2 separate regions of the Homo sapiens genome follow, and region 2 is linked to region 1. The links are chromatin contacts, found by Hi-C or POLR2A ChIA-PET in ENCODE. All regions are on one chromosome and are shown on one strand. The core of a region is the stretch at or near the end of the contact, and the rest is flanking DNA. Distances in the headings are between cores, read along the strand shown.

The links. A loop is a pair of places that touch in the nucleus more often than their neighbours do. ChIA-PET counts read pairs that join two places held with the same protein, here RNA polymerase II (POLR2A). Pooled maps may share reads with other maps.
Region 2: a map of mucosa of descending colon shows a loop between it and region 1 (8-fold over the local background). The contact joins the promoter of LINC02204 here to the enhancer-like site in region 1. A Hi-C loop is called at or near these places in 1 of 168 maps with a recorded cell type or tissue (mucosa of descending colon) and 1 of 50 pooled maps. POLR2A ChIA-PET finds 5 or more read pairs at or near these places in 1 of 52 experiments (T-cell).

What each region holds. Positions count from the first base shown.
Region 1 is chr15:69,498,549-69,502,033 of GRCh38, reverse strand. No RefSeq gene overlaps it. Among named protein-coding and RNA genes, the nearest start is that of LINC02896, 38 kb to the right of the region's middle. RefSeq lists an enhancer at 2,021-2,522. Within about 2 kb of position 1,958, at least 5 of the 41 ENCODE cell types and tissues checked have a DNase peak (open chromatin) inside an H3K27ac peak, as active enhancers do.
Region 2 is chr15:70,585,040-70,588,524 of GRCh38, reverse strand. LINC02204 (long intergenic non-protein coding RNA 2204) reads left to right here and starts at 1,919. Exons shown (of 2, transcript NR_135691.1): 1 at 1,919-2,650. RefSeq lists an enhancer at 2,001-2,945.

The sequences.
Region 1 (3,485 bases), core at 709-3,208:
CGCTTGAAGCTGGGAGGCAGAGGTTGCAGTGAGCCGAGATCGTGCCACTGCATTCCAGCCTGGGTGACAGAGCAAGACTCCATCTCCAAAAAAATAAAATAAAATAAAATAAAAATATAAAAAAGACACACGTAGGGCAAGCTATGGGGACACAGAGCTGCCTGTGCCCTCCCTGGAGCACCACCTTCAGGAACCTCCATGTGGAATGCCACATGCTGTCCAGAAGCTCTCCAAACCCAGGTCTTGTGGGTTTTTATGGAAGCTTCATGACATCTCCATTCCTTCCCTCAGGGCACAGAGCAGGACCCTCGGAGGAGAGAGTCTTATGACCCGTGTAACAGGAGAAACAGGGGAAGATTAGCATCCCGGCTTGGGGTTGCCGAAGGGAGGGCAGGAGAAGGTCGGAGGGATTCTGCTTCCTGAGTCCTGCTCCTGAGGCCTGATGCCCACAATGTTAAGCCTATAACAAGTGCTTTGGGGGCGGCAAGCCAGGAACCGTGGACAAAAACCAATACATGTATACATCATAACACCACAGGTCACCCCTTGGTTTTTTAACGTGGGCCCTTTACATCAAAAGAACATACATGATCATTAGTAATTAGCCTAGTCTGTCATATTGTATAAATGTCTCCCAGGCTGAAGCCACTCAGGTATACAGGCTTCCTTTCAATCCCATCCAAGTTCCAAAAGCAGGAGTGGTCTCAGCAAACATATAGATAGCTTCACCCTTTCAGGCATGTGAGATCATTGAGACAGTGGCATCTCTTGCTCTGAGACTATTTATTTATTTATTTATTTATTTATTTTTAGACAGAGCCTCACTCTGTTGCCCAGGCTTCAATGCAGTGGCACGATCTCAACTCACTGCAAACCTCCACCTCCCAGAGTTCAAGTGATTCTCCTGCCTCAGCCACCCAAGTAGCTGAGATTACAGGTGTGCACCACCACACCCAGCTAATTTTTGTATTTTCAGTAGAGACAGGGTTTCGCCATGTTGGTCAGGCTGGTCTAGAACTCCTGGCCTCAAGAGATCCACCTGCCTCGGCCTCCCAAAGCGCTGGAATTACAGGTGTGAGCCACCATGCCCAGGATGTATTCTTTTTCTTAAAGAAAGTCCCTAAGCTGCCTGCGCCTGAAGCCCCACAAACCCTGGATGCCCCTGTCCCTTGGTGAGTTTTGGCCATGGGAATGTGGATAACAGGTGGGTTCATACACCCTGGGGGTGGAACATCCACCCATGCTCTCACCATCCACTCAGTGGGAATCTGCTTGTTACGGGTTGAATTGTGTCCTCCAAAATGATATGTTGAACACCTTAACCCCAGTACCCCAGAATGTGATCTTATTTAGAAGTAGGGCCTTTGTACATGCCATTAGTTAAGTTAAGATAAGGTCATGCTGGAGCAGGGTGGGTCCTTAATCCAGTATGACTGGTGTCCTTGTAAGAGGAGACTTGAAAGACACAGATCCCTAGCAGAAGATGGCCATGTGAGGACAGAGGCCAAGATGGAAGTGCTGTGGCCTCAAGCCAAGGAGCAGTGCAGATGACCAGCAAATCCCAGAAGCTATGAGAATGAATGCAACCGGTTCTTCCCTAGATCCTTCCAAGACAGCATGGCCCTGCCCACACCTCCATCTCTGGCTTCCAGCCTTCAGAACTGTGAGAGAATACATTTCTGTTGTTTTAACCCATCCCAGCTAGTGGTACTTAGTTACAACAGCCCCAGGAAATTAATGCACTGCTATAGGAAGCTGCTACCTTGATGATATTTGCTGAGACCTCATCTCTCCAGCTCCCGGAGAAACAGTGCCAGCACCGATGACAAAGCAGGCAGAACAAAAGAAAGATGACAGGCAGAACTAGGGCAGTGGGTTTTGGGAAGCAACAGGGGCTCGACAAGCTGCTTAGGCCGCCAGCTCACAGCGTCAGATGCAAACGGTCAGCCAGCGTGTTTGACAGCAACAGGAGAGGCAGGCCCTAAAAATAGCCCATTGTGCTCCAGTGAGCTCAGTGGGGCACTGAGCTCTCACTCCAGACCAGGCTCCGCTCTGAAGGGTTCTGGGTCAAGCCCCCCAAGAACAAGCTTCTCCCCACGGCAATGGGAGCCACCTTTGTCCTAGAGGTTGAGTCATCTAAGCGATGAGAGCACAGTGACCTGGAGCCCAGGTGGAATTCCATGCCTCAGCTCATTCCGAGCCCAGGAGCCTGGGAAGCTTTCCGACAGAGCAGCAGGGCCATCAAGTCAGCATAGACGGGGCACCATGTGACTGACCTTTCTGCTCACAACGCTCCCCGCTGTAGGGCTAAACGTAATTGAGGTCTGTGAACAAAGGAAGATGCCAGCTACATGAGACAGGAAAGGACTTTAGCAAGTAACACCCAGAGTGCAGGGGCAAGGAAGGGCTTCTCACCTCTCACCAGAAGGGCTGGCCCTCAGCCCAGCTGTCTTCATGGTGAAAATGAAAGAGATCAACTCAATTATCTCCAAGGCCTTTTCTGCCTCAATTTTCTCTAACTCCAGGGACCCCACACCCTGCCGGGGGCCTTGCACTCTCATGCTGCCTCCTGATTTCCCAGCCCTTCTTCATGCATGCGCTCCAGACCTCTCATCCCTGACCGGGTCCTTAGAACTTGCTATTGCCCCTGCCTACCCCACCCACCCCCCGTCCAAGGCTGTGCTCTACTGAGCAGCAGCCAGAAATCTGGAAAACTAATCAGGTCATAATGAGGGTGCGGGTAACCCTCTCTTTAGGCTTTGCAATTAAAAAGGAGGAAGGCTGCTTGAGAATGGGGGCCATGGCATTTACTCAGCACCAGCTACAGGTTTGACACATTGCAGGGCTCAGGAAGTACTTGTTGAATGAATCAACAACGGTCTCAGTCACTACAACAGGATGCGCAAGGTGGGATGGAAGGATCAGAGGACTTCTTAGGATACTTTGATACAAACTTTTAAACACAGGGTCTGCTCCATCCCCAGACCTTGACATGAGCGTTGCGCCTGTTAATTCTCAGGCCTCACTCTCTGATATCCCAAGGGGTCCCATTGCCTCAACAGCAGGATGCTGACCCAGTGCCCAAAATCAACCCCAAACAAGCGATGAGACCTGCATGGTTGCATGCATTGCATATTTTCTCAACTGTCTGGGACTAAATATAAAACCGTAAAAAAATGAAAGGAGGTGGAGAAGGGCAGAAAGGACATATCAGGGGACTTACTGAAAGAAAGAATCAAAGGGGAGCCGGCCAGCAGCTTATGTTTGGCAATAAGCAGGATAATCACAAAGGAAATTAAAAGTGAGTTTCCTTGAAGGAGGAGAAGGAGGGAAAAAAACTATAATTGGTTCCTTCTGCTCCAATGTCCCGGCACCTGCCCTCCATCTGCACCCAGAGAAGTTGTCAGAGGTCAAGGGACTGATCCACCAAAACTCTTCCAGGCAGTCTGGCAATGCAAACACACACACATGCGATGCGCACACAC
Region 2 (3,485 bases), core at 670-3,169, 1.1 Mb before region 1:
TTCACAATTTAGAAGGGAAGACAGATAAGTAATTGGAACAACAAGAACACTGAATTACGTTTTAATATAATGTGGTTAGAGGAAGCAATCGAAGCAAGCACAGGAGGCTTTGAAGCAGAGGTGGGGTGGGGAGGAGGCACAGGAGCAGGAGTTAATCACAGGACAGTGTGTCTATCGCATGAGGTGGGGTGGGGAGGGAAGAGGACGTCCTCTGCAAAGGGGACCCTGTAAGTGAGGGATAGTGTGTGGAATCACAAGCCGTTTTGTATTATGGGGACCAGTCTAAGGTGGGAAGGGATGGGGTGTGAAGTTGGAGACATCCGCAGGGGTCGATGGTCAAGGTTCTCTCTGCCTGGGTACGAACCTTGGCCTTCATTCTGAAGGCTGAGGCACTGAAGGGTTTGAAGCAGGGAGTGGCCTGGTCTGAACTGTGTTTTGCATAGCCATTCCGGCAGCGATGTGGGGGTGGCTTTGCTTAGACAGAAGGCAGAGAGGTAGGGGGTGGGGAGGCATCTCTGAAGACTCTCAGGATGTAGCAGGAGAGTCTATACTGCCTGTCCCAGCTCTGTAGTCTGGGTGATGAGGTTTGGTGGTGCTCTTTACTAATTTAGTCCAGGAGGAGGGGCAGGGGCATCCCTGGGCAAGGGGAATAGGGATGCGTGCTCCTAGTTCTGTATGGAGTTTGGAGAGTGAACTGGAATGAGGAGTGCCAGACCCAAGCAGATCTTCTCCGTTTTTAAAGAGGAGGAAATAGCTCTGAGTGGGACAACTGAATTGTCCAACGTAGGTCACGCTGAGAGGTGACAGCGTGCTGGCAGTCCTCACAGCCCTCGCTCGCTCTCGGCGCCTCCTCTGCCTGGGCTCTCACTTTGGCGGCACTTGAGGAGCCCTTCAGCCCACCCCTGCACTATGGGAGCCCCTTTCTGGGCTGGCCAAGGCCAGAGCCGGCTCCCTCAGCTTGCGCGAGGGAGAGGCGCGAGCGGGAACCGGGGCTGCGTGCAGCACTTGCGGGCCAGCTGGAGTTCCGGGTGGGCGTGGGCTTGGAGGGCCCCGCACTCGGAGCAGCCGGACGGCCCTGCCGGCCCCGGGCACTGAGGGGCTTAGCACCCGGGCCAGCGGCTGCGGAGGGTGTACTGGGTCCCCCAGCAGTGCTGGCCCACCGGCGCGCTGCGCTTGATTTCTCGCCGGGCCTTAGCTGCCTTCCCACGGGGCAGGGCTCGAGACCTGCAGCCCGCCATGCCTGAGCCTCCCACCCCCTCCATGGGCTCCTGTGCGGCCCAAGCCTCCCCGACGAGCGCTGCCCCCTGCTCCAGTGCCCAGTCCCATCGACCGCCCAAGGGCTGAGGAGTGCGAGCGCATGGCGCAGGACTGGCAGGCAGCTCCACCTGCAGCCCTGGTGCGGGATCCACTGGGTGAAGCCAGCTGGATTCCTGAGTCTGGTGGGGACGTGGAGAGTCTTTATGTCTAGCTCAGGGATTGTAAATACACCAATTGGCACTCTGTATCTAGCTCAAGGTTTGTAAACACACCAATCAGCACCCTGTGTCTAGCTCAGGGTTTGTGAGTGCACCAATCCACACTCCCTATCTAGCTGCTCTGGTGGGGCCTTGGAGAACCTTTATGTCTAGCTCAGGGATTGTAAATACACCAATCGGCACTCTGTGTCTAGCTCAGGGTTTGTGAATGCACCAATCAACACTCTGTATCTAGCTATTCTGGTGGGGCCTTGGAGAACCTTTGTGTCCACGCTCTGTATCTAGCTAATCTAGCGGGGAGGTGGAGAACCTTTGTGTCTAGCTCAGGGATTGTAAACGCACCAATCAGCGCCCTGTCAAAACAGACCACTGGGCTCTACCAATCAGCAGGATGTGGGTGGGGCCAGATAAGAGAATAAAAGCAGGCTGCGCGAGCCAGCACTGGCAACCAGTTGGGGGTCCACTGCCGCAGTGTGGGAGGTTTGTTCTTTCGCTCTTTGCAATAAATCTTGTTACTGCTCACCCTGGGTCCACACTGCTTTTGTGAGTTGTAACACTCACTGGGAAGGTCTGCAGCTTCACTCCTCAAGCCCGGGAGACCGCGAGCCCACCGGGAGAAACGAACAACTCTAGACGCGCCGCCTTAAAAGCGGTAACATTCACTGCGAAGGTCTGCAGCTTTACTCCTGAGCCAGCGAGACCACGAGCCCACCAGAAGGAAGAAACCCCGAATACGTCTGAACGTCAGAAGGAACAAACTCCAGAAGCGCCACCTCAAGAGCTGTAACACTCACCGCGAGGGTCCGCGGCTTCAGTCTTGAAGTCAGTGAGACCAAGAACCCACCAATTCGGGACACAATACCTATAATCCCAGTACTTTAGGAGGCCAGGGCAGGCGGATCATCTGAGCTCAGGGGTTGGAGAGGAGCCTGAACAACATACCGAAACCCCGTCTCTACAAAAAATACAAAAATTAACCGGTTGTGGTGGCCGGTGCCGGTAGTTCCAGCTAGTGGGGGACTGCGGAGGTGGGAGCTGAAGCGGGAGGATCGCTTGAGCCTGGAGGTTGAGGCTGCAGTAAACAGGGATTGCGTCAGGACACTCCAACCTGGGGAACAGAACGATGCCCTAAAAGGCTGGCTGAGCTGACTGGAGTCCAATCTCCTGACTCTCAAGTAAGTGCTCCGCAACAACTACCCGTGGTTGTACAGGTCAGAGTTCAGGGGAGGCTGCGGGGAGAGAGACAGAGGAGGCTCTGGAGAGGGAGGGGTGAGGTCACCTGGGGTGACAGGGCACTGTGCAGAGACTGGGGGCGGGGAGGAGAGGAGCTGCCAAAGACGTTACCTCGACTGCTGTGGTTCTCAGAGAGCTCGGGAAGTTAGCTGTGGGCTGGGGTCGAGGGGGGGAGGGGGGAAGGGGATTTCCATCTGCGGATGGAGCGCGTTCACAGAGGGGACCAGCGCGTCCCAGCTACCCAGCTCCCAAGTTGTCCAGTCCCGCCTGGAACCCAGAACCCCTTGACGCTGAAACCCTGCGCTCCTGAGAACTGCTGCTGCCGGGGGAGGGGTCCTCACCCGCGGGGCTCGGCCTCTGGTGCCCGCCGCGGCAGCGACCCTGCTCGGGCTGGAAAGGGGTCCACGCTCGGTCCGCAGGGGGCGCTGCGCACCGGGGCAAAGGCGCGGCGCACCCGGGCAAAGGGGAGGGGCCCGCACAGGGTCGGCGGCGGCTCTCCCAGCCCGGCGGAGACCTGCCTGGCAATCGCTGCGCATCGGCGGTACCGGGAGGCAGGGGCCCGGGGATAAGAGAGCTTCAGACTTCAAAGGAAATGCTGGGGTCGCCCAGCGGCGGAACCCGGGCAGCCTGGGCAGGGACGGGCGCGGATTCGCCCGGGTCCCGCTGCTCTGTCTTTGCTGTTTCTTTGGTGGAGGCCTGACGCCCCTCCCCAGACCCCCGGGGTCTGTGACGGGGGCCGAGGGGCTCTGACCCGAGCAGCCCCCAAGTCCTCGCGGG